Linked DNA regions of Homo sapiens: region 2 is linked to region 1. A link is a loop called in an ENCODE intact Hi-C map of the cell type or tissue named here. Cell type or tissue: CD14-positive monocyte. All regions are shown on one strand. Each heading gives the region's core, and the rest is flanking DNA. Links, peaks and the distances in the headings are about the cores only.

What was found. Hi-C counts contacts between places; a loop is a spot of excess contacts. Peaks named below come from ENCODE experiments on the same cell type or tissue, not always from the same donor. Only the 100,000 strongest peaks of a DNase experiment are listed, where the experiment ranks them.
Region 2: it touches region 1 in a loop (1.8-fold over the local background); 2 of 110 quality-filtered maps call a loop at or near these places.

What each region holds. Positions count from the first base shown.
Region 1 is chr2:8,328,827-8,339,385 of GRCh38, reverse strand. No RefSeq gene overlaps it. Among named protein-coding and RNA genes, the nearest start is that of LINC00299, 5.7 kb to the right of the region's middle. In CD14-positive monocyte, for the core only: no CTCF peak of the experiment used is centred there; no DNase peak of the experiment used is centred there; H3K27ac peaks cover 871 bases.
Region 2 is chr2:8,388,672-8,399,230 of GRCh38, reverse strand. No RefSeq gene overlaps it. Among named protein-coding and RNA genes, the nearest start is that of LINC00299, 66 kb to the right of the region's middle. RefSeq lists an enhancer at 6,062-6,607. In CD14-positive monocyte, for the core only: CTCF peaks have their summits at 4,692 and 4,952; no DNase peak of the experiment used is centred there.

The sequences.
Region 1 (10,559 bases), core at 1,087-9,086:
TAGAATACTAGTGATAATAAAATTTAGGAGTTGAGCAAACTACTTGAACCCCACAGACTTCTGGCTCCCTTGCAATGTTGAAAATGCCAAATTATTGAGTGGGTTTAGCATAAAAGTGAATACAACTTTTCCAGCCTTTGACCAAGGAGTCTCTTCAGGAACAATGTTTTAAATGTTTTAATATTTTTAAACCAATGTCGATGACTGTGGAAAGGAAGGATTAGATGGGGCAGTCACCTCTTAGAGGACATCAATTTTCTGTAAACCCAACCCAAGCCTTTCAATGTATCCTAACTTGCTATAAATATTAAATTATTTATCTTTTTAACATTTTGAATGATTTTATCTTGTCCATCATACTGCTGTTTATAGGCTGCAAATTAAAAATGGTAAAAGGCCATTTATGTGCACAAAAGTGCATTTCCACGTGGTTGCTTTGGTTGTGATTGCAAAGCTCATGGATGTACCCTGGACTTGACTGACACCTGCCTGTTCTGTTCTTACCCCGTTGAGCTCTGTATACAGTGAGTGCTCTTCCGATCCTTGGGAAGAGAACTGGGGAAGCATAGCCGGATTTATTTGGAGTCTAAACATTCATTCATTAGAGGCAAAATATTTGACAAAATGCATTTTGAAAAATAAAAATGAGTTTCAGGACCTGTCACAGCCAATAAAATTCACTTGGATGAAAGGCCCGATGTGTAATAAAAATGTCTCATTTAAGAAATTAAATGATCCTGTCATTTGTAACAACGATTAATAGAATTTTAAAATGGAATGAGCTCAGATGAAGCTCGGTGAGTCACAGTGGCCTTTCACATTTGCAATATTCCTAACATAATTATTAATTAACACACCAGAAATGATTTTAATGTAACATTATGGTGCAGTTTTAAACACCCAAATGGAAAATGCTTCTTATTAAGGTTTCTCATCCTTTCTTAGAATTAAAATGCTAAACTAATTAAAACCAAGGTACTTTAAAAACAGTTTGCTTCCAAACAGATTTTTAATATATGCCAAGCCAAGTATTAGCCTAGAGCTATTTTTTTTTTGCTAGAATCAGAAATCTATTAAAAATGGAATTTCTAATAAATGTCCTAATAGCCTCTGCTCTATCTCCAAGTAATCTGTGTGGCATTCATGCCATTAAAGAAGAACTTGGGGCTAGAATTTGGAGTGGTGTATTTAAAAGTATTAGTCAAAACTTTCTGAAAGATAAATCACACTTTCTGACTACTTTGCTTGAAATATTTCCATGAACTTCCATTGCCCTTAGCGTCAATTTCAATATCCTCACTATGACCTAGAAATCTCTATAGGATCTGGCCTCTACCTGTTTTTTCTCCTTCATCTCATTTTGGATGTTTTTGTTATGGTATTTCAGACATTTTAGACTTATAGTTTTGTTTTGTTTTTCCACGTGCCTAGCTTATTCCTGTCCCAAAGCATTCTTGTATTTTCAATTCCTCCTGAATATTCTTCCAAAACTTGTCACACAGCCTGTTACCTTCTCCCCATTCTGGTTCTAGGCTGTACTATGTAGTATAATTCCAGTCTAACTCATTACCTCTGTTATTTTCTGCCCCTTAAAACTAGAATGCAAGTCCCATGCAGGCAAGGCCCTTTTCCACCTGCTCAAATCTGGGTCCTAGGTACCTACAAAAAAGCTCGATAAACATTTGTTGAATGAACAAAGGCACTTATGCCATCTCGAAATTGTACAAGAAATGATTACACAAGAGCTGGCTAAGAAAAAGACATCAGTTCTTAAAGAAGCTGCTGGTGTCTCATTGTGAGACCTTGAAGAAATTTAGATAAAAGTGTGTGGTCAGGAAGTGGGAAACATACATATAATATGCTGGGCTAATCTCTGAATCAGAGAAAGAACAAGCAAAAAGGATGACATTGAAATGCACAGCTCAGAGCAACGCCAGGCTTGAGTGGCGATAGGAACTGCTTGGTTGACTTGTCTCTTTCTGCTCCTTCTTTTTCTAAAGGCCCAATTTATTTTATTTCTAGGTTTGAAAGTGCTCAAAAAATGCTTGTTAAATGGTTATTTGGGAGTCCTAATTTTCTGTTTTGTTTTTTTTTTTTAAATTGCTCATGGTTAATGTTGGTTCACATTAGCTCATGGTTGTGAATAAAGGACTTATTTATAAGTTGACAAGATTGCTCTATTTTGCCCTGTCCCCCTCTCTTTTATGAAAGAGTCACTCTAGCCTCACCCCATCACCTCTACTCAATCCAGCTTTCTGATCGGCAGCATCTGGTACCCAATGTGTTGATGAACCTCATGCTTCTGTGGAAGCTTGCTGGAGTTCTGGAGGAACATTCTACGGAAAAACGTGTCTTAGCAATTTTGGTGAAATTTTAATTTTCTATATTCTAGGATAATGATTGCCCTTTTTCATCCTCTGTCTAAATTACTCATCCACATATATCCTTAAATTATGCTTTTTTACTAATTTATAAGAAAGGTCTAAACCAGTAAGCAAGTAGTACATGTCATCATAAATAAGTTAAAATGGGACTGACATGTTAAAAAAGGGCTCAATATGTGGTACCTGTTAATAATAATCAATGCAAATAAAATGTCTAAAGGAGAAAGAAAATTTCATTATGGCTCTATAATTTTTCCATTGGCCTTACCAGATTAACAGCAATTACTATAGATTTCCTTTAGTGTTATTCTAATATAATTTGAAAAAATAAATTTTAATCAAAGAGAATCTATTTATCTATATATGTATATACATATAATACATATACTTAATAAGCAATTCAACAAATGTATATTGAACATCTCTGTGAGCCAGGACCATACCAGACCCTGGGGACACGTGAATGAGTAACAATTCCAGCCCCTGGGAAGGTCAGCCGTGTCCAAGAATATACATGAATAGGAATTAGCTCTACCACTTCTGAAATCTTAAAAATGTAATTTCTGATTCAAAACATTGAGCGACCACTCTCTGTTCACCCTTAATCAAATTTTTTTTCAAGAAGACAAACCAACAAAGAATTTATAAGAGTAGCCTGCTGCGAACATTCTCATATTGTTCATTTCTGAACAACGGTGGCAGGGATCTGGGGACCCGAAATAAAGAAATGATCGATTTTAGGAAAACAGCTTGATCCGTGGAGACAGCAAGGATTTTGGAAATATGAATGGCCCCACTGGAATCCCTCTCCAGCCTCTAGGAGCTGTTTGATGTTAGCTAAGTGAATCTCATCGACTCTTCTTTACAGCTTCTGATAAACGGAGGTAGTATGGATCCTTGCAGTGTTAGGAGAATCATTCAAGGTGACGTATGTAAAAATGCCGAGCACAGTGCCACTCCCTATGCTGGAACTGCTCAGCTCTCAGAAGTGATCACAATTAGTTTTGACAGGGTACTGATTTGTTTGCAGGCATGCGTCTAGACCCTTCACCTGGCGCCTGTGGCTGGTCTGTACTCCACGGCTCATTCCAGGTTTCCTCTGCACCTCCTGGTGACTGCCATACAGCTTCATTCTGCACACATTTTACCTACGGGAAGCTTGGTTGAACATTGAACATTTTGCTCTCAATTCCTAGTGACTTAATGTGTGGGCTGTTTTAATTATTTACGCAATAAATATTGATAACCCTCATAAACAAAAACTCTTTGGAATTCTCAATTGTTAGGAGTGCAAAGGAATCCTGAGACCAAAAAGTTTGAGAACTGCTCATCTATTGGATCAGGTTTAAGCTGAACTGGATCTGTGGAATGAGGATTCTTTCCTCTCATCATTTATTAAGTTATTTCATCAACTCTAACTGAGCGTCTACTTTATGCAAATTATTTGACTATGTTTTGGGAGGGATAAGATAGAGCAAGGGATAACCCATTGTTCCTGCCTTTGAGAAACTGACTACAAGTTGATCTGGATGGCTGGATGTGTACGTTGCGCTCTGTGTGTTAGGAGAATGGTTGCTGGCCCACTCTACAGGACAGCTTGCTATGCACAGCGCTGGTGGACAAGCTCTTGGTGTTTCTGGGCAGGTGTTTCTGCACAGCAGTTGAGGTGGTGATGCTGGTGACATGCAGGACAGCAGCTGCTGTTTCTGCTTTTCTCATCGTGGGCAGGTCAAGTGTCCCTGGGGTTCCTTCCTGGCCGTGGCCTTAGGGTTAGCAGCCCCGTGTGCAGAGCCGTGAGCGTGCAGCCCTGGACTCTGACCGCTGACCACACTCCCGGCAGATACTGCCTCAAGCTCGTCTGCCGGCAGCTCTGCTTGTGGTCAGGGCTCTGGACAGAGTTTGGGTTCAGCAGTCTTAGGCAGTTAACTGCTTTTCTAAATTCTGCTCCTCTTTGAAACAGTGTTCCCATTCTTGACTCTAAAATATAATTGCCCCTTAGACTGAGTTTTCTGCACTTCTCACCACTGAGTGTTGGAGGCCACATACGCTGTCAGAAAACTTCCCTTTTCACCCTCGGCTTGTTTTGCGGCCTGGTTCATTCCTCTGTTGAATGCATGACCCACTTTTCTTTCCTTTAAATTGGTAGCGAAGGAGAATAGGAACAAAAGAGCGTTTTAAATAATTTTGTGAGGAAATTCAGGACCAAGTGAAACTTCCCATTGGATTAACCCATGGGAAATCCCATCTTGTGTTAGTTTACACTGGATTTTCCAAATAATTTTCAGGGCTTTAACATTTGTTTGACCATTTGATGAATGAAAACATTTTCTCTGAAGTCGTTGTATAAAAGAAATGAGCGCAGAGACAGATATGTTCTTTGGGCTAGTTTTTACTTTTCTTAATATCCTTTCTCAGGTAGGAGTCTTGTCTGATAAACATATCATTTATATTATTATAATTTACCCCTCCCTCTCCTTTCCCCATGAAAATAATAATGATAGTACTAATAGTTGCAATAAGGGTCTCTGCAGTTTGCACTTATGGTCTTAGAAACATTTAATTTTATTTTAATTTAAAACTAGTATTGAAAAGATAGCAAACCACAGAGCCCTCTGCTGTGGCAGTCCTGCTAAGATACTTTTTTAAAAAATACATTTAGATTTTAATTTTAAGTTCTGGGACACATGTGCAGGATGTGCAGGTTTGTTACATAGGAAAATGTGTGCCATGGTGGTTTGCTGCACCTGTCAACCCATCACCTAGGTATTAAGCTCAGCATGCCTTAGCTATTTTTCCTAATGCTCTCCCTCCCCGCACCCAACCCGCTGACAGGCCCCAGGGTGTGTTGTTCCCCTCCCTGTGTCCATGTGATCTCATTGTTCAACTTCCACTTATAAGTGAGAACATGCGGTGTTTGGTTTTCTGTTCCTGTGTTAGTTTGCTGAGGATAATGGCTTCCAGCTCCATCCATGTCCCTTTTCTTTCTCATTCCTTTTTATGGCTGCATAGTATTCCATGGTATAGATGTACCACATTTTGTTTATCCAGTCTATCGTTGATGAGCACTTCACTAACAGTAATTCATTTAATGCTCGTTGCAACCCTGTGAGATAGAGATCAGACTCCCCCATTTTACAAACGAACAGACCCAGGCTCCAGGGGTGAAAGGGCTTGGGTAGGGTCGGGTGGCTGCTGCAGTGGTGGAGCAAGATTCCATTCTACTGTGTACCTCTGAAGCTCATGATTATAGCCCTAAAGTGCCCTGGAGGATCCCCTGGCAGATCAGAGCACCCAGAGGACCACGGATCACCCAGAGGACCAAGATCACCAGCAGATCCCGATCGCCTGCTGGGTCACCAAGTACCAGTTCAGCTGTCCTGCATGGTTAAACATTCACTGGGTGTCCATGGCCAGGATATTGACTTGTTTTCAGGATCCTTCTCTCTCACATATACTGGAGTCCTTCCCTGCTCACTTCTGAGATGAAAATTGCTGAAAAAATTAGAGTTCCATCCAGACAGATTGGGTGGAGACAAGAAGATGGAAGGTTCCCAGGGAACGAGAATGTGGGACAGGGCGATTCCCAACTTCTCCCACCGGTGTTTGTCTCCCTCTGCACGGTCACAGGCTCCACGGTCACTGGCTCTGTGAGAACACTTGCTCCAGAGCCTTGCCTGGGGCCCTGTGTGCCAGGCCTGAGTTGGGTACCGGGGACTTACTAGGGTCACTAAATGGGGGCCGTTCCTACAGGGCTCCGTGTTCGGAGTCAGAGGTAAGATTTTCCTTTCCATCCTCCCACCTAATAGTAGAGAAAACTGCATGTACTGCCATGGGGAACCCCTGTGCCTATTTTCTTTAAAACATTTGATATATCTAAAGGTTGCAATACATGTCATTTGCTGTGTAAACCAAAGCTGGGGACCAGGGGGTGGACTTGCTCGAGGTTGCACCGTTGGACAGTTAGGGTGAGTGGTCACCTGCAGGGGTGGGGTGGGGTGTGTGGGGGTGTGGGGGCGAGGGTGTGCAGGGGTGGGGAGTGTGGGGTTGCAGAGGCAGGCCTGCACAGCTGGGGCTGCCTTTGCTCAGAGGCCTCTCTGTTTGCACAGATGTTCCCGTGGCCTGCATCGCCATGGTTTGTGGCCAGCTCTGCACTTGATGCATCATTTATGGGCTACCCGGATTCCAGGGCCACATAGCGGCCCGCGTGTCTCCCAGCCAGAGCCCCAGCTGTCTGGGGCATTTATGACAACTGTATTGCCACAAGCAAGCCAGCTTTGCACTGTCGCTTACAGTGCTTGTGACGGCTCCACTAGCACCCACCCCACTCCTTTTGTTTATTTCAGCACTCACTCACTTATTCTGAATCTGTGAACCTTGGTCAAGTGGCAGCTAACAATGTCTGAACGTTCTCTACCCCAATGCTGGGGCCAGCGTGCCATCCAACTCATAGTATGTATTGAATACCTGTTACCTGCCAGGTGTGGTGTTATGTGCTTTACTTAATTATTTCATTCCATCCTCACAACAAACCTCTGAGGAATGCAGAACTCTCCTCACTTTTACAGATGAGGAAACCAAGGTCAGCAGAGGCTGTAATTTAGGTCTGGCCACACAGCTGGTAGTACAGCGGCAGAGTGAGGCTTCTCAGAAACCCAGAGTAGCTGGCTCTAAAGGAATCAGATAAACAAATGAACAAATAAACATGTTCACAGTCTCATGGCTGCTGGTGGTGGCACTGGTCACTGCCTGGAGATGGTCCCTGCCTGGGTCCTTTGGTGGGTACTCCCAAGGCCACCCCATGGTTGGGGAGAAAGCAAGGTGCATTACAGAACTGAAGTCAAACTCTAGCATGTGCATAAGTGCAGTTACCCAACTAGCAGCTCTTTTTTTTTTTTTTCAGCCGTGTAAGTATCACCTTGTTTGAGTCAAGCCACTGAGAACCAGGTGCTCAAAGGTCTCCTGGGAGAGCTAGAAGGATCCTGGGCCTGGCCTTGCTCGGTGGAGCGGAGGCTGCAGAGCTTCCCCGTTGTTGAATCTCCCATGACCGGCCCCCACAGCCTGCAGTAGATGACCAGGATAACTCGATGATCAAGTTCATAAAAAGCGCAACTGGCCTCTCTTCTGGCCCCAGTGGAAGTGCTCTTACAGCACCAAGGTGGCTGGGGGTGGGCCCCTTAGTGAGCAGGGCTTGGAGGTGGGGGCAGTGGGGAGGACGCTGCCCCACTGTCCCCACTGCCCCCTGACCCGCAGGCTCACTGTGCTGCTTCCATTTTCCTGGCAACACACTCCCCTGCCTCCTTGCACTATGCTATGTCCAAGTGTTTATTTTCAGAAAAAGGATCCCTGTAAGATGCACCTGAGTATGTGAAGTAGGCAGACAGAGAAAGCGAAGGGAGAACTGAAAACGGGGATACAGGAACATACCTGGTACTCACTGGTGGGTCCCAAAAGGGAGAATTGGAAACAGGGAACAGGAACATGCCTGGTGCTCACTGGTGGGTCCTGAAAGGGGAAAACTGATGATGTCTAGTTGGTCTTCAGCAAACTGGTGTTTAATTCCCCTTTGGTGCCAGAGAGGGTGATCCCCATAGGTAGCTTGGAGGCTTTTTGAGATGCCAGTAAGAGCTGTGGACACTCTTGTAGAAAAAGGAGTACACATACACAATTTCAGGAGCACTAAAGGCCCCCGGCTCTATCTGGCTTTAGAAACATTGCATTTGAAAGAAGAAAAGGGGTTGTCACCTGTCATGCAAAATGAACCACACCAAAGGCATCCAACACTGTCGACTTGTTGTCTTTTAAATATTTGTCTCGTTTAATGAAATTATGACATTTACCATTAGAAATAACCCCAAGAATGCCAATACTTTCTATGTATCTATCAATTCTTTATCCGTTTGACAGAACAAAAGGTGCTTGGAAAAATAATTCTATACCCCTCAAACATAAAGAACATGAAAAGCCAGGAAAAGGTCTCTTGTGTGTGTAGGTGGGATTACTGCGGAGCGAGACAAACTTCTTCTAACATCATGAAAGAGGTTTTCACCTTTATTAAATTTCTTTAACTTGTTCCAGAAACCTCCCCAGTATCGCTGCTAAAATTATCATAAAGAACTACGACTACTTACTGCTATGCCGAGATATTTACATGCACGATTGAGATTCTTCTCAGCTCCCATATGTAACTTGATGCCCAGGGGTTGACTCACCCAAGCCAAAATTTGAACATGGAACTTCCTGAAATCCCCCCTGAAGCCTGTCCTATCCTAGTCCTGCCGTTGGTATTTTTTTCTAATCGACATGTAATAATTGTACCTATTTATGGGGTACACAGTGATATTTTGATACATGGATCCAAGGGGTAATGATCAATTCAGCGTCATTAACATATCCATCACCTCAAACATCTGTCATTTCCGTGTGTTGGGAACATTCAAAATCCTCTCTTCTAGCTGTTTGAAAATACACGCTCAGTTATTGTTAAGTAGCCTTTGGTATTTTTTAATCTAATTAAGTTGCTTGTGAGGCTTTCAGGCAGCAGGAGGCAGCCAGGAAGCAGAGCCTGTGGCCTCAGGTCCAGGAGCTGAGCCTTGGATTGAAGGGGAGCCAGGGCTGCTGGGGGCAGGGGACCTTGCAGAGAGAGCAGGGACTGACCCTTGCAGGGGAGTTGGCCTGGCAGCAGCCACCCTCCCACACCTGCCTCCTCTTTTGGGAGGCTTCTGCGGTCAGCCGTCAGCCGTGGCCCGCAATCAAGGCAGTGGGCGGGCCTGTGGGAATGCCGGCCATGTGAGCGCACCTGTGCCGTCCTCCCAGCTGTGTACTTCACAACAGGGCTGCTGTCAGCAATGGCCAAGTGCTGCACACCACCCACCCACTCTCCATGGTTCTGTCACATCTGCTGGCACCCCCATCTGGGTTGAACTGCTTTATTTATTTTTATTTAAAAATGGACACCAGAATTCTTTATGTCTGGGAATGAGCCAAACTGGCCCAGTGTTGAGTGCAGAAATATTCCATCTTCCTTCTGTGCCCAGAATTATTTTTGTTTTCTTCGATACCCAACCTAGATACGGCTACAGCAAGGAAATCGTTTGAGTTTCAAAACCAAAACTCCTTTCCTGTTTATCTGTGTTGAAAAAAAAATCCACCATCATTGATCACGAGGCCAGTTTATCTCTGTGGGTGGTGTTCGATCCGTTTGCTTTTTCATCTGGTGCCTGCTCCTAATATTGTACCAGAGGAAGCAGCCATTATATTTTGGAGCCAAGAGGAGCTAATTGATACTGTTATTATAATTAATGCTAGTCCTGACTCAGGAGGGACCTGGCGGTGGAAAGCCTTTGAGATCTTTGACCTCAGCACCATCTGAGTGGGAATCCCAGCCCGGTCACTTAGGAGTTAGGGGCCACAAGGAGCCTCACAGGGCCTCATTGTCCACCATGTGAAGTACAGTGGGCCAGGCCCCCAGCCATGGGCAGTCACAGTGGGTGTGCAGGCACAGGGTGCTGGTGGCCCTTCCTGATGCTCTGTTCATCTCACATGCTCACCGGCTTGCTGTGTGTCTTTGTCCACCAGGATAGAAGCTCATGAGGGCAGGGGCTTCTGCCAGTGTTGTTCATTGCACTATCTCCAGAGTGTGGCCTGGCACAGAAGGATATACTCAAGCATTTGTTGAATAAAGGAATGAATGAGTGAATGAATGGACAGCAGGGAATATTTTGGACGGCAGCCTTTTCAAAGGACGTTCCCTTCATGATCAAGGCAAGGGGGATGCCTTAGAACAGATGCCCTGTGGACCAGAAGGGAGTATCCAGGTTTTAGAAGAATACTGCACCTGAGGCTTTGAGATTTGGGGCAGCAGAGGGTGGAAGTTGCTGGAAGGAGGCTGAGTAAAATGACATAGCTCCTGAACATGGGCAGGTCCCCAGAGCAAGAGTTCGAATGGGGCCCACATGGTAAAGATCTTCATATTTAAAAAATGACACATTTTGCTTATACATTGTTGAGTAAAATGGTTTCTCTCCTACTACCTTGACCTTGATGGCTAGGTTCGAATTTGGAATTCAGACTCCTTGAGACTTCAGGCCAGCAGAAGGCCTTGGAGGAAGCTGCTTCCAGCCCCTGCTGCCCTCGGCCTCCCTTCCCCCTCTCACATCTCCTCTCCTCCCTCCCTGG
Region 2 (10,559 bases), core at 891-8,890, 60 kb before region 1:
TGACATTGAGATTAAGCCAGAGTTTAGATATTTACTCATGTTTCACTGCAATTCCTCAACATCACATAGTCAGTGGGTAAGGAACGGTGGACCGAAGGGTCAGATGGCCACTGTATGTACTCATTCACCTTGGTCAAGTTCTTTAGTGTCTCTAGGGCCTCAGTTTCCCTGTCCTCAAGTTGCTCATAGTCCAGTCTGGGAGATAGAGAACAACCAAACAATGACTCAAAGAAAACAGACCAAATTGCAGCTGCTGAGAGCTTCAGAGGACCAGAGCATGGTGCTCTGAGAGGCTGCCACAGGGATCTGGTTGGGAGAGCAGGAGAGCTTCCAGGAGGAAATGATGCTGAACTGAGATCTGGAGGACAGGTATGAGCTAAGGGGGAAAGTGATCAGGAAAAGGCAATCTCAGCCAAGGGAGGAGCCTCGACAAAGGTCCTGTGGTCAGAGGGGGAAGATGAATGTGAGGGATGCGAGGCCAGTGTGTCTGAAGGGCTGAGTAAGTGGCAGGGACCAGAATGCATAGGGTCATATAGGCCAAGTTCAGAAGTTTTTTAAGAGCCACAGAAAGCCAGTGAACAGGCCTCAAGATGTGTGTGTGTATGTACGTGTGTGCATGTATGTGTGTGCATGTGCATGTATGTGTGTGCATGTGCATGTATGTGTGTGCATGTACACGTACATGTGTATGCATGTATGTGTATGCATGTACATGTGTGAATGTATGTGTGTGCATGTATGTGTGTGCATGTACGTGTGTGCATGTATGTGTATGTGTGTACGTGTGTGAATGTATGTGTGCACATTTAAGTGTGTGTGCATGTACATGTGTGTGCATGTGTGTGCATGTACGTGTGTGCATGTATGTGTGTGTATGTGCATGTGCATGTACATGTGTATGCATGTATGTGTATGCATGTACGTGTGTGAATGTATGTGTGTGCACATTTAAGTGTGTGTGTATGTACGTGTGTGCATGTGTGTGTGCATGTACGTGCATGTGCATGTATGTGTGTGCACGCACATGTGTGTGCATGTAAGCGTGTGCATGTGCATGTATGTGTGCATGTATGTGTGTGTGCATGTATGTGTGTGCGTGTATGTGTGTGAATGTATGTGTGCACATTTGAGTGTGTGTGCATGTACGTGTGTGCATGTACATGTATGTGTGTGTGTGCACATGTATGCGTGTAGGTAGGCTGGGTGAGGACCCGAGAGCATGATGTAATGCATGCTTGGTAGAATCACTGTGGCCACAGGTAAGAGAGAGCTGAGGGGAGGCAGGCAGATCTGGCAAGAGTCTCCTCAGCTGTCCAGGTTAAAGGTAACGGTAACTTGTGCAAAGGTGGTGGTATAGGATTGGAGAGAAATGCATGGATTTGAAGACGTTTGAAAGTCAAGCTCAGGACTAGTTCATGGTTGGATTACGGGCAGCCGGGAACTGAGGGGTAAAGAAGACCTGTGGGCTCTGACACCAGAAGTGGATAAATGTGGGGCCATCCCTGACCAAGCCTGGGAGACCTGGAAGTGGACAAGGATTCAGAGAAGGAGATTAGGTGTTTGGGTTAAGTGTTGGGTGTTTGCTGAGTTGCCTTTGGGAAGCCCTAAAGAAGAGGACCTGGGCTTGAACCTTGAGTCGCTGCAGCGCTGACTGGCTTGGAGAAGGTCTGTGAAGGCTGCAGACAAGGCCAGGCCGGTGAGGTAGCTGCTGGACAGAGTAAAAGAGGGTTTCTCAGGGGGAAATGTGGTCCACAGTGTTGAATGCCACCAGGAAGTTAAGTGAGATGCGGGAGAGAAATTTGGGGTTGGAGGTAGAGATACTGAAGACTTTGGCCATTTTTGATCATACCAGGACTTTATACAACACAATTATCAGGTCATATCAGAAAAGATTGCTTCTGATGGAGACAGGATTAAATAAGACAACCTCAGCAAAGTGCTGGTACATTGGAAACACTCAACACTCATACATAGAGAATTATCTGTCTCTTGTTTCTATAAGAAAGAGAATTCGTAGCAGGTTTCTGCCAGGTCTGTTCACCTTGGCCCTGTGGACATCCTGGGCTGAATGATTCCAGCCTGGGGTGTGCTGTGCATTGTAGGATGTCCAGCAGCATCCCTGGCCTTATCCAGGAGATGCCAATACATGCCCCTAAGATGTGGCACAAAAAGTGACATTGAGAAATGCCTCTGGGAAGGAGGCGCAAAATTGCCCCCAGTTTATTTGAACCACTGGTTTAAATAAAATCATTTTTAGAAATAAAATTAATAGGTTCATTTTTTGGTTATTTTTATAAACAGTTGTAAGGGCATGGAACCCTTGGTATGTCTATTATATTACAAACGTAAGTCATGGGCCGTGGAGAAAATCATTGATTTAGTACCTGAACATCCTAATTGCCACCAAATATGCAGCTACTCTGAGAAACAAAACTAAGATTGTGGAAGTGCTGACTCCAGATGTTTTCTAATTCTCTCGGAGGAATGAAAGCCTATAAAATTGATGCCATGCAGGAGAGAGAAGCCAGTTCTCCCCGGGGATGGCACAATCCATACCTGGCGGGCATGATCTGCCAAATGACACCCCGATTTGGGACTTATACTTTGCAACACAATTCTGTTAATATTTATAGACAGACGTAATGCCCTTTGGTATAAGAAATACATCTAAATGAACTTCACTAACAGGATGGTGCCCTGTCTCCCAAAACATATAATCTCCTTTTTGGGGTTGGCAAAGTTTGCAAAATAAATCTCATCCAGTGCCACACACTGAGTGCAGAATTTCTCTCTGACACCCTGTACCACTGAAGTGCCTAACGCCTTATAGCTGACTTCAGCAAACACATTTAGCAACCTAGTTAAAACCAAATAGTGTTATAGAGATGCTGTAACTTCTTTTTTAAGTTATAGCAGGACAGATTTAGGAAGGCAGACAATAAAAGTCCCGTGGTTGCTCATGGACTGTATGTTGCTGCAGAACATTAATGCGAGCACGCCAACCTAAGTGGCAGCCCGGGACAACTGGGCCTTCAGAATCCAGAGATCTTTTCACTCAGCGCTCCTTTGTGCCAGAGCAGAAGTCACTTCAATGTCATGTTATACTGTACAGTTTTGCAGGGTCATGTGTTGAATTATGTTTTTTCCCTAAATAAACTATAACAATAATTTCCCTATTAGGCTCTGATGGGATGCTCTGAGGAAGGGATGGCCTGGATGGGTGTTTCTCCCAGAGAAGCTGTTCACACCAGCATGGGAGCTGCAGACCCTTCAGGTGGACAGCTTACACAGTAAAGCTCTTGCACCCTTGAATGAGCAATCACATTGCCTTGTCTTTCTTTCTCTTAAGTTAGTTTAAAGAAGCCTTTCCCTTTTGTAGTACGAGGTATACACTTGAGCTAGTAGCTTATAGCTCCTTCCTTCCTTCCTTCCTTCCTTCCTTCCTTCCTTCCTTCCTTCCTTCCTTCCTTCCTCCCTCTCTCTCTTTCTCTCTTTCTTTCTTTTGTGACAGAGTCTTGCTCTGTTGCCCAGGCTGGAGTGCAATGGCACAATCTCTGCTCACTGCAAACTCCACCTCCTGGGTTCATGTGGTTCTCCTGCCTCTGGCTCCTGAGTAGCTGGGATTACAGATGTTTGCCACCATGCCTGGCTAATTTTTGTATTTTTAGTGGAGATAGGGTTTCACCATGTTGACCAGGCTGGTCTCGAACTCCTAACCTCAGGTGATCTGTCCGTCTCGGCCTCCCAAAGTACTGGGATTATAGGTGGGAGCCACCACACCCGGCCTCATAGCTCAATTTCTGTGTGGCTTCAGCCTCAGTGTATTGGAAATACAGAACATTCTGTATGGAAATCATGGGGGATCCGCTGTAGGATTAAAGGCAGAATAGCAAAAGAGAGGTGGCAGGAAGGAAAGAAGGAGGAATGGAAGAAAAAAGAAGGGGAGAGAAGGGAAAGGAGCAGAATGGAAAGGGGAGTTGGAAAGAGGAGGGGAAGCTATAGAGAGGATGTGTGTTTTGCAAACCTCGACTTTGCAGCCGCTGCCCAGCCTAGGCGGAGCTCTTCACATGTCTCTAGATTGGCATTCCAGAAATTGTCCTCATTCTCATGAGGACAGCGGTAACCCCCTCATGGGGTTGTCTGGACCAGGTGGGACATGAATTAATAGTCTTTTGGGAAAGCTGTTCCCATTCTGGGAATATCAGGATTTCTCCCTGGAATGAAGGGCTCCTTTCAACAGTGAAACTTTAGAGAGCCTCACAAACCTGAGGTCCACAGAGATGGTGTGACTTGCCCAAAGCCACATGCTATGTAGAGGTAGGCAGGAGGAATGAGGACCTAAGCTATGGACTCATCACAATAACACCTTGGGTTGATAATTTGATGTGGCCTTCCTAAAAGACAAAATGACAAGGGAACTCTGGGGCCGGCTGGCCATGCCGAGACAGCCAGACCTGGGAGCTTGGCCTGCCCACTGGTGTTGCGGCTGTGTAGCTGGCCTTCCCTGTGGGTTCCCTGGGACTGGCCTGAGATAGAATTATGAGGTGGCAGTGCTGCCTCTTCTGTATCCCCAGTGAGCTACCTACCCACACCTGCCTGTTCCCTATTCTCCCATCAATCTTTGCCTTAGAGATATCAGCTATTCGCGCCTTAGGGAGAGCTCAGGCCAGTTACCCCTCTAGGAGGCATTTGCACAGGAAGCCTTCCTCTGCATTTCATTCTGGCATTGACGTGAGCCTGGGAGAGCAGCCTTAGGGAGGTCCTTTGTGTCAGGTGCTGGGCAGGGGGAAGGTGAAGGGCAGGTGACCTCTGAGAAGCAGCAAGAGGCCCTGAAGCTCCCAAGCCCAGCTTCCCTGTGGCTCCCCACTTCCTCCTTCTCTCCTGCCTGACCTCATCAACTTCCCCCCCAAACAGACCTGGCAGCTGGAGACCCTCAGAAGGCTGTGGTCTGAGCTCTTGGCCTGTAGAGGGGGAAGGGAGCTGTGGGAGCGTTTCTGTTTCTGGAAGGTTGGTTCCCTTTGGAGCTTCTGACAAAGGACCACGCGTTGTATTCCACGGCTTCTCAAAGAAAGGCCACCCCACAGGCAGGTGCTGGTCACCCAGGAACAATGAGGTTGTCACCCTGCTTTTTCTGTGGATCAGCCATTGGAGCAAAAGCACAGGAAGGTGTTGGCAGCGTACAAAGTGATTTCCAAAGAAAGCCTTCACTTCGCATTTCCACATGCACAACAGTGAGCCTATTTCAAGGGAGAGACTCTTTGCTTTGCAAATGTGAATTTCTTGAAGAGAAACTTCTAATTTGTCAGATCCCTTTATTCTGGGGCTCTTCTGTATTTTCAAAGAATTTTTAAACATTGGCAAATATTTATTGAGCATGTAATACAGGCTACCTATCATGGGACCCCAAAGGAGGGTGACACAGGAGGTCCACAGGCAGTGCCTTCTCCAGCGGAGGCAGGAGGCCAGAAGCCCCTCAAGGCGGTGCTAAGCCACAGGCCTGAAGCCTTGCAGATCTGAAGCTCCAGAACCAGTTGTCTCCCCGCTGCCCCCACTATGGGGAATGGAGATATGACATCCTGGAACTCAGTTCCATCCAACCCAATTTCTTCAGGCCTAGCCAGGGTCCAGGCTCCAGAGCTAGGCCTGCGGGGTCCAGTCAACTCAAAGACCTGGAATCTCAGACAGACGCTGCTCACTCACTGACTGAACTGCTCGGGGACACCACTAGCATTTAAGTCACGGCTACCTCATTATGAGTTGCTTATGCTGGGCTGCAGTGTAGCTTTCCTTTGGATTAGAAACCCCATGAAGACAAGACTGCACACAGAAAGAGGTGCACTTCAGAACTAAAGTGCACCTCTTCCTGTTTCGCCTGCAAAGAAAGGGAACTTTCTTTTCCCTCCATTTTTTAATTTGCACAGTATTGGTTTCCATCTTAGAATTTGCAACTGTTTTAGCCTCAGAATAGTCTTGTACTCCTTGAAGTCCCTGGAGGTTTCCCAGAGCCTAATCCTCCTCCTCCTCAGTTGGTAACTGGGACCTGAGATTTGTTTCATGGAGTCTGTGATAGAACTTACATGAATGTGTTGATGTCTATGCTCCAGAATCATTCCAGAGCAATGGCCCGGGCCACTGAGTTTCAGGTAGCAGGACAGGTGGTCCTGGGGAGGGTGACAGGCCCTTCAGCTCACACCTCTTCAAATAAGTGGCTCCTCAGGTTGCCCTCCACACATCTTTCTCAATGGCGTCATTTTCTTTCCAGTGACAGTGACAGGGACTGGGAACCTGGGAGCTTCTCAGCATCTCCTTTTCACACTCTGCCTCTGAGCAGCTGGGAATCCTTACCCCTCCAATCTCCTGACTGCTCATCTCCCTGGAGCCAGGACCCTGAATCAGTATTCACGGCCTGTTAGTGGCTTGCAAGGCAGAGCAGACAGATGGACGTGCTCGGGAAGCCTATTGATCAGCCCTTGGTGTGACCTGCCCAGACCTGGTTCTGTTTCAAGCACTGATCACGTGGACAAGGTATGTGCAAGGCCCAGAAAACACCAAAGGGCAAGTGTGAGGCGCTGGATCAAGTCCCTTGAGGAGAGCAGGGCCAGGCGGGCTCTGGCCAGAGCCCCACCCCACGCTGTCTTGGGGTGTCTCACTGGCTCACAGGAACCTCCTGGGCAGGAAATGTCTGTGTTTGACCCTGCAGGCCTGGCCCTGGAGCTTGGACCCTGGTAGGGCCTGAAGGAATTAGGTTGGATTGAACTGGGTTCCAGGACCTCACATCTCCATTTCCCATAGTTGGGGGGCAGGGAGGAGACCCCTGGTTCTGGAGCGTCAGATCTGCAAGGCCTCGGACCTCTGGCTCAACACCCCCTTGAGAGGCTTCTGGCCTCCTGGCTCTGCTGGAGAAGGCATGGCCTGTGGACCTCCTGCATTCCCGAGGCAGGCTGCGTGGCTAGCATTTGGAGGCTGGCAGAGACTGGCTGATTCCTAACCAAAGATGCTGTTGGTGTCTTCTGATGGAATGTGACTTTCTTTGCCTAGTAGGTGTTATTCACAGGGATCCTTTAGTTAAGCAAATTTGCCTAGGCCCCCTGTTGGGTCGTATTTTTCTTTTTTCTTTTTTTTCCTTTCTTTTTTTTTTGTTTCAGGAGTCCTTAATTCCTCTCAGCACCATTTGAGATGAGCAACTACACAAGACAAAGACGAAAGGCTTTTTCAGCTCAAAAATCCTGTGATTCTTTGATTCTAAGAAGAGATTTTCTTACAAGGAGTTTGCCTAAGGTAAGAGAATTCTGACTGCCCACAGTATTAGTCACTAAGGGGTTTCCTGGGCAGGCTGGGCCCCCACTGGGACCCCACACATTAGCTCTTTTTGGGAGGGAGGCCTGTTCTTAAACTTCCTCAACACCTTCCTTCCCACAGTGTCCACACGGCTTGTGTCTCCTCCCAGCAGCCGGCCTGCTGGTGTGTGTGCTGTGTGTGGAGAGTGGCCTTAGGCCTGTGTTGTGAGTGATGTCTGCAGAGCATGGGGTTGATTTGGAAGAAGGTGTGATCCGAAGTTGTGTTTGACCTGAGCTCCTGTCACCCCTGAAGGCAGCAGAGGATCTCCTGTCAGTGACCCAGGAGGACAGCTTTCTGAAGGACATTCTGCCCATTGCACAGAGGGGCTTTTGTGATTGGTTTGCCCAGATGTGACTTTTTCCCCTACCTTTGAAGGCCTAGATTGGGTTTCCCATTTCTTGGCCCTTTGGAAAGGCCAATGGCTCCCTGTCTGACAGGCTGCCCTGAGCAGCAGGTGCTCCATTTAGACCCAGGCTGCCCCAATCCCAGCTCTGATCTGACTCTCAGCTCTGAGGCTCCATTGAGTCCCTGGGCCTCAGGGACCCTGTTCAGGCTTTGCTGATGGTGGCATCAAGTGACCTCCGAGCCACCTCCACGTTGGCTCAGACTGAGGAAACTGGTGATCTTGTCTTGCTGTTTGCAATACTTGAAGACAAAAACAGAACTTGTGCTGCATTCTCAAGAAAGAAGAGACAACTGTTCCTGTACCTCACTCTTGTAGATATCTGTATGAAGAAGCAGTGATGGGTGCATGCAAGCTAGGGAGCATCAAGGCTCCCACTGCGTGGGCGCCAGCTGACCCCTGACCTCGTTTTCATCTGTTGCTCTGGTCATGGCTCTGAGATCTGGGCAACCTGAGCCAGCTTGTGCATTCCTTACCCTTGTGCTTTTGCACTATCCATCCCTGTCCCCTAGAACTCCCTCCAGTACAGTCTGCTCCACCCCATCCCATCCCATCCCATCCCATGCCATCCCATCCCCTCACCTCACTCCATCCTACCCCATCCTACCACATCCCACCCCATCCCATTCCATCCCAGCCCACACCACCCCACCCCACCCCACCCCATCCCACCTCACCCCATCCCATTGCCTCATCCCACCCCATCCCATCACATCTCACCTTACCCCATCCCATCCCATCCCATCCCATCCAATCCCATCCCATCCAATCCCATCCCATCCCATCCCACCCCACCCCATCCCATCCCATCCTACCCCATCCCACCCTACCCCATCCCATCACCCCATCCCTCCCTATCCCAGATTTCCCATCCCATCCTACCCCAGGGCATCCCATCCCATCCCATCCTGCCCCATACCAGCCCTTCCCACCCTATCCCACCCCATCCCATCCCATCCCATCCCACCCCATCTCACCCCATCCCACCCCATCCAAAGGTATGTATTCTTGGGCTGCTACTGAACCTCTTAGCTTCTGTCTTCTCACCTATAAAAGGCGAATTGGCAAGGTCATCCCCTTTGGCAGGTAAGTAAATGCGGAGGACATAGTCCACGTTAAATAAATGACAGCGACTGCTGTTTCACTGGTTGTCATGCCCATGAGCAAGTCAGTACCTGTTCTCCCCACCAAGGACAAGCTAACCCTGCTACCCAGGTCCTGCTCGTGTCCTGAGCTCCTCCTCATACGTGCCACCAGACTTGGTTTTGTATCCTACCTGGGCTTCAGGAGAGAGAATTAAAAAAATCAAATTAGGTAAAATTGGAGTTAAATGATAATGATAACTTCTCAGCTACTTCAACCTCAGTTTCTGCCCTTTTTGAACTTGCCAAGCAGTGGAGGTATCTTAACAGGCCCGTTCTGTGACTGTTACCACTGTTCCCATTTTAATGCAGCTATTTGTGTACTAGGTACCTCTCTCCCATGAAGCTGTGAACTACTTAAAGCACAATAAAGAAAGGAAAGAAGGAAGGAAGGAAGGAAGGAAGGAAGAAAGGAAGGAAGGAAACAAGGCAGGCAGGAAGGAATAATTAATGAATAATACTGCATTCAGGAAACTAGACCCAGTATTTTCAAAGTGACTCATACCCAGCCATCCTCTCCTTTGCCAGTTAGCATTGATAATCTCCAATTGCTCAACCACTTGTTTCTTTTAATTTTAACAATCTTACAGCTGAAGCTATCTAAGATTTATTCAGGAGAATATATTTTGTAACACCTCCTTTTTCCTGTAAACATTGAAGGAAGGTTCGTGATATGGACCCTTGGCTGAAATTTGAAGGTGAAAAAGGACGGCTCCGTTCCTATTTATGGTGTGGGAGTGACTTTCCTTCACCACTAGCCTGGGTGAAGTTTAATGACTGACCAAGAGGGAAGTAATTCATTCTTCCTGTCATCCTATTTTATTCCCCTGCCCCTCACCTTGTGCTCTCTTTTCCTGCTCAGCTCCTATTCTGATCTTTCTTTGTCAAGGATGTTTCTCATGATTAAGTGCTTATATCTTCTTCTCCCCAGCATATTTGTTTGGATAGATTTAGGACAGATAAAATTGCTGAAAATTGCCTGGTTTCTGTTTTCTCTAGAGAGAAAACCCTGAAAGATTTTTAGCTAATGGCATTAGACCAGTTTCGATCACTGTAAGATTCTCTGGCTTTAGTTCTATAACCCTCCAGAAGTCTAGATCTTTTTGATATTAAAGAAAACATGCACACTTTGAGTGAGCTACTGAGTTCCATCGAATTGTTTCCATTTTACAGAGACTAAGGACAGGGGACCACTGGGAAGGCACATAAGGAAACAAAAGGGACTTTGACCCAGAGACTGGACCCTGAGTCTATATGAAATAGGAGGTGATGGTGTTACTAAGAATTTCTTGCTTTGAGCTAGTTTCATTCTGGGTGAAGTCTGTACTTGAAGTTCCTCTCCTAACCTAACGATGGTTGCAGGTGGGGCCAAAGTTAATGGAGAACCTGGACTAACAGCCTCACCACCTTGGATCACTTTCAGTAACCACCAGGCCTACCTGGAAGTGCAACTCTGGGTCATGTGGAAGTGAAAACTGCAGTGGTAGGCATCCAGTGTCTATTCTGGGGGCTCTGACTTGGTTCTCCGCTCACCTATCTGAAGGGCTGGCTTGGCATGGACTTATTTAGTGTCTTTCTTTATGGAACTCAAAAAGCCTTTATATGTAGCCTTATCTTTCAGTTGTCCCAAGAAGCTCTATTGGCATTAGAAGCAAAGATATCTGCAACTGAAGTTT